Regions from separate parts of the Mus musculus genome. Here region 2 is linked to region 1. Evidence: chromatin loops called from intact Hi-C (ENCODE). Cell type or tissue: heart. All regions are shown on one strand. Links, peaks and the distances in the headings refer to the core of each region. The heading gives the core; the rest is flanking DNA.

What was found. Peaks named below come from ENCODE experiments on the same cell type or tissue, not always from the same donor. Only the 100,000 strongest peaks of a DNase experiment are listed, where the experiment ranks them.
Region 2: a loop joins it to region 1, with 11 times the contacts of the local background. A loop is called at or near these places in 38 of 42 quality-filtered maps.

What each region holds. Positions count from the first base shown.
Region 1 is chr5:4,959,499-4,963,888 of GRCm38, reverse strand. The region is part of intron 10 of Cdk14 (cyclin-dependent kinase 14); the gene reads left to right. Among named protein-coding and RNA genes, the nearest start is that of Fzd1, 200 kb to the right of the region's middle. In heart, for the core only: a CTCF peak has its summit at 1,760 (motif pointing left); a DNase peak (open chromatin) is centred at 1,708; H3K27ac peaks cover 770 bases.
Region 2 is chr5:5,479,721-5,484,110 of GRCm38, reverse strand. Gm30325 (a long non-coding RNA gene) reads right to left here. Exons shown (of 5, transcript XR_868230.3): 2 at 2,254-3,115. Among named protein-coding and RNA genes, the nearest start is that of Gm30325, 2.7 kb to the right of the region's middle. In heart, for the core only: a CTCF peak has its summit at 2,277 (motif pointing right); no DNase peak of the experiment used is centred there.

The DNA of each region.
Region 1 (4,390 bases), core at 201-4,200:
ACTGTGTTCCAGGACAGGAATCCCGGTTCCTTCATCAACTTGACCTTACCAGTTTTTCTGCCTGGTGACACAGTTCCACCTGCCCCCACACTGCTGCTACTTGAAGGAATACATAGTGAGTAACCGAGCTCCTATCTAGTGCTCCTGTCCCCAGATCCTTTTGTTGGGTCCCTTGGAAGCTCTGCTGTGGTGCTCCAGTGGGCAGGCTGCATTTGTATGGAGATTATGCTCAACCCCCACCCCCACCCCCAGTGCAGAGCTGTCCCACTGGCTGCTGCCTGCACATCTCATTGCACATCTCATCCTGTCTGAGGCCCTGTTACAGTAACTCACTCACTCTGCAAAGCAGTCACTGAGACAACAGTGAAGCAGTGAGGGCATCCCGTTTAAGCAGACAGGCATTCAAAGCAACAGGGAAGAGAAAGATGGAGACACTGGAGAAGATGGAAACAAAATATTTTAAGTGAGCTGCTCTAGTTGGAGGACTCTGGTTCTACAAGACATTTTCTGAAATAATTTTTAAGTTGGTTGGTTGTGTTTCTCCTCGGGTTTTCTAACAGCTGTTTGGTCTCTCTTCTGCAAATCTTTTGTGGCCTCTGGACCCAGACTTAGGCAATCAATCAAATCTACAAGTCATTTATCAGAAGCCCCTGAGGGTGGGTTAGGTAGTTAGACTGGGGCAGTCAGAGGCCCCAGGCCTAGCATATTATCTGTGAGTTTAGGATAGTTGACATATCTTTGCTCTCCTTTGGGCCAGTTAAAGTGATTGTTTGGAGTGTGAATATCTCAGTAAATATTTTGGGGTGTGTGTGTGTGTGTGTGTGTGTACACAAGAGAGAGAGCATGTGCACACGCACAAGTGTGTGCAGTTTATGCATTGGTACACGTTCATGTGTGTACTTCGTTCATGTGTGTACGTGTACGTGTACGTGTGGAGGCCAGAGGACCTCAATTGTTATTCCTCAGGAATCTTCCACCTTGGAGTTTTGAGACATGGTCTGTCTCTGGAACTCAGGCAAACCAGACTGGCTGGCCAGCAAGCCCAAGGGATCTCGCCTCCTGTTCCTGCCTCCCTGGCACAGAGATTACAAACATGGAACTACCACATCTAACTGGGTTTTGGGATCTAACTCATGTCGTCATGTTCACATAGCGAGTACTTTGCTAACGGAGATATTTCCTCAGCTCTCTCCTTCATTTTGATCTGTTTGTGCATCTGTGTATATGCGCATGTACATGATTGCATGTATACATGTGTTCACATGGGCATAACAGACAAAGGTAGATGTTGACTGTCATTCCTCGGTCTCTACCTTGTAGGTGGAGACAGCGTCTCTCACTAAGACCGGAGCTCGCCAGCTCGCCTGTACAGCTCGCCTAGCAGTCCTCAGGGATTACGTGTCTCTGCCTTCCCAGCACATGCCAAGTCCCCATACTTGCATGGATATCTTCATAGTCTCCTTTGTCTTGTTGTTTTAATGGATATTTTCTCCATGCTTATAGAGGAGTCCGTGGTGTGGCCAGCTCTGCTGAGCCTCACCATTGCTATCTGATTCTGTACTGCGCAGTTTCCAGAAGCTGCACTTACTTCCTTACTCGGGTTCCTTTCCATCTAGACGTTGGCCATGGTGAAAACACTGCAAATATTTGGAAACATCCTCCCTTTCAATCCAGTGCAGCTGAGCCTCCAGCGAGTAATTCCAGCCCCTGTCTGAGGCCCGTGCTTAGGCAGCTTTTACTGCTCGGTCTCTAGGCTCCCCCTACTGGTCGTTTCTATGTAATGCTCTCTGCCTTTTCTTTCTTCAGTCATTTTCCTGTGCAGGATCTCCTACTGCCATATTCCTCACACCAGACACAGCCCAAGCTCTTCTTTGCTGTGTAACAGCATCACCAAAATCTTACCAAATCAATGCATGATTATTGCCTCAAAATTTCTGTGGGTTGGGAGTTTCCAGACTTGGACAAGATGTTTCCTCTGCTTCCTGATTTCACAAAGATACAATCAATGAATCTGCTAGGGCTTGCAAGTTTAACTAAGGTAACTGGATAAGGGTAGACATCCAAGTTCATGTGGTTGCTGGAAACAGTTTCCAGCTGGCTATTGGAGTGATGACTGGCTAGGCTTTTTGCTGGCTGTTGGCTTAGGTCAACCACAGCTTCTTGTCTCTAAATCTTCCGACCATAGCTGTTTGCTTCCAAAAAGCCAGTAAGCAAATAGGACTTTTAACCCAATGGGAGTTATCAACTGACCCAACAATTGAGATCTTACCTTCCTTGTATTCATTTGATTAGAAAAAGTCGCTGGCCACTCCCATGTTCAGTGTGGATACCAAGTGCAAGCATCAGGGGCTCAGCATGGGCTTTTGTTTTTAGTGTAGCTTATGTCTCTTTCCATCATGGAGCACTGAGTAGAGCATGAGGCCTGGCCTTTACGCGTATTGTCGCCAGCTTCCGCTGCACTGGGTGGACAGTTGTTTCTGCTTTGCTAAATATTAAGCACCCTCACCACTTTGGGGGGCATTTGTGATTTAAGCTAGGGTCTTGTGCATGCTGAGTGCATACTGCACACCCTGAGCTATATCCCCAGCCCACCAACCTCCTCTGCTCTGTTCATCTAAAAGTGTAAAACAGCTCTGTAGTGACATTTTTTGAGAATTCTGGGATTTTGGTTTCTTTTGAAAATACAGAAATATTATAAGAATGTGCTTTTGTTTTAATCCCTGGTGTAGGGGTGTGGGGCTGCTTCGTTATCCACAGCAGCTGACTATGACTTGCCCAGTGCGCTAACAGAAGTGTGGTCTTGACAACTGCAGATAATTTTCTGCAGTTGTGTAACCTTTGGAATTCTGGGAAGTTTCCAGAAGATGCATAGATGCTAGGCTCCCGAGATGCAGGGGAGGTGGTAGTTGGTCATTAAGGGAGGTTGGTTGAGGCTTGTTAGTAGCCATAGCCAAAGAAAAACCAAAGAAATAAGTTAGATGCAGGGCTTTCTTTTTATTCTATCCTTGTTTCTCTCCTATCTAGTATTAGGGAGTGAAACCGAGGGGATAAAGGGTGGAAAAAAGAAGAACCCACAAAGTAGCAAAGGCCAGCTACACAATTCCTCTATTTCCACGTCAAGTCACTGATGAAATGCTGAAGAGGGGGCTGGTGTGTATATATGGGTACACTTACACGATACATACCCGCCCAGACACATTTTCATATATGTGTGTGCTGAAAGGGAAAGAATGACAAAGGGGATTCCTGGAGACTTCCCGGTCCTCTGGGAGCCAGGAAGTTCAGCTCTTGAGACCAAGACCGTTGTCTTCCTTGCCAAGTGATCTGCTCTTGAACTGAGCCACTTTGTAGCTCAGCAGCCTTTCCCTGTGCTTCTCGGGGGCAGCAAGGTGCATCAGGGAATAACAACCAACTACGCTAAAGGTGACATACACTGCGCAAGTTACAGTGCAGCTCCTTGCCACTGCATTCAGAAAGAGGGCCCATTGCATTTGCAGTTTGTGTAAAATATAATCAATGAATTTCTCACGGGATGAACTTTGTCATGTTTAGAGTAATTTCATAGGAATTCTTGGCTTCACCTAGTCCCCTATGTAAAGGGACAGCCTTAGTGGTCCTGTCCTGCATTTCACGTGGCGATGACACTCAGGCGATGGAAGGTGGATGCTCTTTGTGGACAAGTGTGGACACGTACTAAACCTTCTTCCCTGGAGCCCTGTACGCAGCCTTTCTCTTCAGTCACCTGGCTGTCCGGTTTTTAGAAGGAAACGAGAGCATTCGTTTCTGTTCTTTAGGAGTACAGAGTTAAATAGCATGGGAAACACACACCTTGTACAGCCTTTATTTTGAAGGCGACTGAGTTCAGTCATGGGCTCCTCCTGATACCAGTTCAAGTCTATGTAGTTTATTCAATAGATATTTAGTGCCCACTTTATGCCGTAGACTTGATAGGCAAAAGAAATAGAAAGTAAAAGAGAAAACAAACAAAGAAATCAGAGTGCAAAGTAAACACTTGCTAAAATTTAATCTGTGGCAGTTGCTATGAAGCTGTGGTGTTGCGTATGACAGGAATCCTGCCCTGGTGCACAGGTCGTGGGACTTGACCTGAGAACAAGGTTTCAACACAGGACTGAAAAATTAATTAGCAGCTAATTACATGGAGAGGGCACAGATGTCCAGACTTCAGAACTGCATGTGGGAACATTGTGTGGCTAACGGGAGAATGTGCCAGATGCAGGCACTGAAGGACCAGTGGGAGAGTATGAAGGGACAAGAATGTGTAAACAATTAGATAAGCGGAGAAGGGGGTTCTGCAGGCCTCAGCCAGCAGCTTAAGTGTGTCAGGGGAGACGGGGTTTGGCCACAGTGTGAAGCTTTTGACTCACAGAGT
Region 2 (4,390 bases), core at 101-4,100, 520 kb before region 1:
GTAATTTTGAAGAAGATGCCATTCTCCGGTGGAATTTGAGCCAGATTTAAGACTGAAACAAAGATTTAATTTAAAAATTCTCTGCCAAAGACATGACCTTCATCTTTTTTCCCCCATGAGATGTCTTTTAGAGCCTGCCTGCAAAACAAATCCAACTCCCATGAGAATGTAAATCAAGTTAGGGTATGAAATAACATATGCTACTTACTGGCTTCACACAAGTCAGAGAGTGGAGTTTAGGTTGCAATAAACTTCAGGATACCCAAGAAGACCTTTTATTTCAAGGCCTGAGATGATTAAATGATGAAAAATGCTCTTTAATAATTAAACGTGCCATCTGTACAAGGCAGTGTGACCTTTCACCCACAGTCTCTCACACTGCTCTAGAATTTCTGCAGTTGGCACATATGCTATCAGAAACCCGTTGATATTCTTCCTTTGAAATACTAGAGGAGTGGACTTAAGGCAGCTGTTTTTGGGCTGCCAGGTTTCATTGAAATGTGGGCTTTAAATGCCCTTGCTTGTCGTTTTGAGTTAACATACCTTAATCACAAATCTCACCATAATATAATTCAGCCGATGCCTGAAACTCAATATAGTGGAACATTTGCTGAATCGTGCACTTAGCAACACTCGTCCGTCAGAATGTATGTGCTTTCCACTGAAACGCCTTTCCATGCTATATATGCACGCCCAGAAATGCCTTGTAGATTATAAACATTCCTTTTTCTCTAACAACAGAGTACCAACAATTTCCATTATTCTCCCCCACCCTTCTGAGGAATGTCCAAGGACTGTGACATTTGGAGAGAGAACTAACTGCTCCAGGGTTTAGAGATTGACAATACTACTAAAATATTGATGTGATCCTGTCATTCTGTCAACATGGTAATTAGACAGTCATGATGAGGATCCTTGTCTGATTGTCTTAAATGTCCGATCAGGCACCTTCTACAGGTATAGTACCTTTACAATGGTCAGAGGAAAGGGAAGGACATTAGTCACTGCAAGCGTAGTTTTTCTGTCTTTAGGAGAAGAGATGTAGGCACTGACTATAACAATACCCACTGATTAAGCTGTAAGCAGATGGGGTACTGTTTATCTGCTGTCCTTTGACAGGCTATTTATTTAAAAGTTCAGCTGTCTGGCCACATTTGAATGCAGTTGGGGTTGATCTTACTGCTGCCTTTAGAGATAAAGGTGACTTTCACTTCCATTTATAGCCTTTGTTGTGAATGTTTAGCCAGGTTAGAGATAAATATAGTAGACTATTTTTAAAATATGCTATATACTTTATGTTCAAAAAGACACACTGGGGGGGGGAAGAGTCATAGAAAATGGTATTCATATTTGTTCCTCACATAAACCAACAACCAGGATCTAGGAGAATTTACCTTGTATCTTTTGTTGATATATGTATCATTCAAAATTGGAATGCTGGCATGTTGAACTCAAGATAGAAAGTCACCGAGCATTCATACTTAACACAGGCTGCATTAAGCCTTCCCTCCAGCAAGACGCTAAACTGAAGTCAGAAAATGAGAGTCTATTCATTCTTTCATTTATTTAAAAATACTTTTGATTTCCTCTGTAACGAGGTACAGGAGTATCACCATCACAGATGAGATATTTGATAACTTAATCTTAGGTTAATATAGGTATCAGACATGTAAAGTAAATATGCACAATATGAGGTGATTTTCATCTGTTTATAGGAATGGGTCTGGTTATGTTGGTAAAGTGCTGGTTAACTCTCCAAATCCACCCTCCATCCCTCCCTGCCCTGCCTTGTCCTTCGCAGAGGTACTGCCCAAGTTTCTTTGCCTCTCTGGCATGGGTTAAGAATGGAGGGGAGAGAGAGAGAGAGAGAGAGAGAGAGAGGGAGAGAGATTGTGATATATGTCCCCCTCCTACTCTATCAAACAAACGAATTTCTGCAGCCTTGAGACCACAGCTCTCATTCAGCGAGCAGCGGCTGTTTCTGATCCAGCGTTCTGTGTAGTCCCTGCTGATGGTATCTGGTAGCATCTTGCCTTCACTCTAACCCCTAAGTGCATCACTGTCCTTTGTTCTTGTAACTTCAGCCACACCTCTGCATTTTGTCCCTTTATTTAAGCATTCTAATGAATTCTTCAACTTGGCTCTGCACTGAGGCAGAGGGGTAAGGAACAGCAAAGAGTAACAGAGATATTACATCACCCTTACCCTCCCATCCTCTCCATGGTCCCCAACAAACTAAACTAAAAAACACACCATTACTGTTGCTACCAACAGGTGGCAGTAGTTGTCACACGTTGAAATTTATGGACAGGATTTCTTCTGTTTGTTGGCTATTTCCACCTTTTGGAAATATTGACTCTGTACCTGATCAATGCAAAAATCTAAAAAAGTGCCTGGGAACTACTTTAATGGGCACACATTTGCTTTTGACTATGGCAAGATCAGGGGTTACTTCTGAAGCAGGGAAGAGAGAGGAAGCAGGGTTTGTACAAGCACGAGGAATGATTTTGTGGGGCGGGGACCAGGAATAATTTTGAAAGACAAAGAATACGCTGATCAAAAAAAAAAAAAAAAAAAAAAAGAACCAGTAAGCTGAATGACAACAGGGAAACCCTTCAAACTGTGACAAACTATGAGGGAGTGAATGGGTTCCCTCCATATTCATGTGCTGAAGTCCTATCCCCCGTATTACAGTTTAGAAACAGGGACTTCGAGGATCAAATTATGGCTAAATGTGATCATAAAAGTGGATCCAAAGCTATGAATACTTCCGTCCTTATGGGAAGAAAAGCTGCCAGGGGCTTGCATGCCCCGAGAGAAGCTACCAGGAGATGTGAGAAAAGCTCCAGGAAGGCGCCACTCGAGAAACTTAGAGAAGCCCCAGCAGAGGCCAACCTTGCCTCCGTTTTGATCTTAGATGTATAACCTCTAGAACTATAACCATTCTGTGTTCAAGTCAACCAATCTGTGCTTTCTCCTTTAAAGCACCCTCCCAGACTACAGTTACCAGTTAACCATCACTCAGAGTGAGGCTAAGTAGTGTTGGCGAACACAGCACCACGTCCCAGAACTCTTCCAGCAGTGTTTGTGTTAGTTTGGGTCCTCGAAGAGTCATCTGCCAAAATACATGCAGGTTATCCATTAGGGCACTGTTGGAAAAGATGAAAAGGGAAGGGCCAGAGAAGGCATGGAGAACCTTTAAACCCTCGTACAGCACTAACACCTGTGAAGCAGAGAAGACAGAAGTGTTGGTTGGCAGGGGTTCAGAACACCTCACAGTTCCAAGAAAGTTTCAGAGAGATTTATGGGTAGTCTGTAAGCCAAAATCTCCCACTCCTATTAGCATCCCTACAGTGTTTAGTCTTGACTGAGCCATTTGCAGGAAGCACAGCATGCGGATGAATACAGCGCAGGAGTCTGCGTCACAACAGCTGAGCTCACCACGCACGTGTGCTTTGATCTGGGCATTCACGGCCCGATTCTATGTCATGGTGGCTTTTAGCAGATCAAATCCTTCCAAGTCTGAAACCAGAGGAGACATGCATCCTTGCTCCAGCCTTCTGTAAAAGCTCTAAGAGTGTCTTAAATTGGATACACTTAGAATCATTTGCCCAGGCCTGAGCGAGGAAGAACTCAACGCCTGGAGTCTCCCAGTTCTAACATTTCAGGTTCTGCTTCCATGTCAGGAGCTGCACCATAAGAGCCAATGAGCAGCAAGAAGCACACTTCCTGAGATGACGGAAGGGTGTGTGTGTGTGTGTGTGTGTGTGTGTATGTATGTATGTATGTATGTATGTATGTATGTGTATGTATGTAGCAGCTAACTCCAGTTGCTTTCCAAAGGCACTAGCAATTCACAGTTGTGCCAAAGGTGGCTTGCCCCACATGTCCAGCAGCAGGGTTAGTTTCCTTTGTAAACGGTTGCCCACCCGATGAACACAGCATCACAGTTCATTACTACTCTTTTTTTTTTTTTGTACTAGCTATGATTTTTTCCCCTCGGGATTTATTTCCTACTTGGACTTTACTTTTCTATAAATGGGCTCTTGATATCCCTGCTCATTTTCTCATTTTGCATTTGTGTCTCCCCTGCTTGTGAGAACACATTTCATATTACAGCAAACAGTGCTCTGTTTCATGTCTGCCTAATAGACAAGGAAAAAACCGAATTCTTGATCATGTCTTTCCTCCTTTCTTACGGGTCAATAGTAGATACTTCATTAGTAAGTCACAATATAGATCATAAATATGTGAGGAATATGGGAAACCATTCCATCATCCATTTTTAAAAACAAACAGAATGGTCATTGCTGAAGGACACATTGCCATCGTCTCCCATCACTTAGCGTTCACTCTCCATGCTCACACGGAGTCAGGAGTGCTCCAGGCC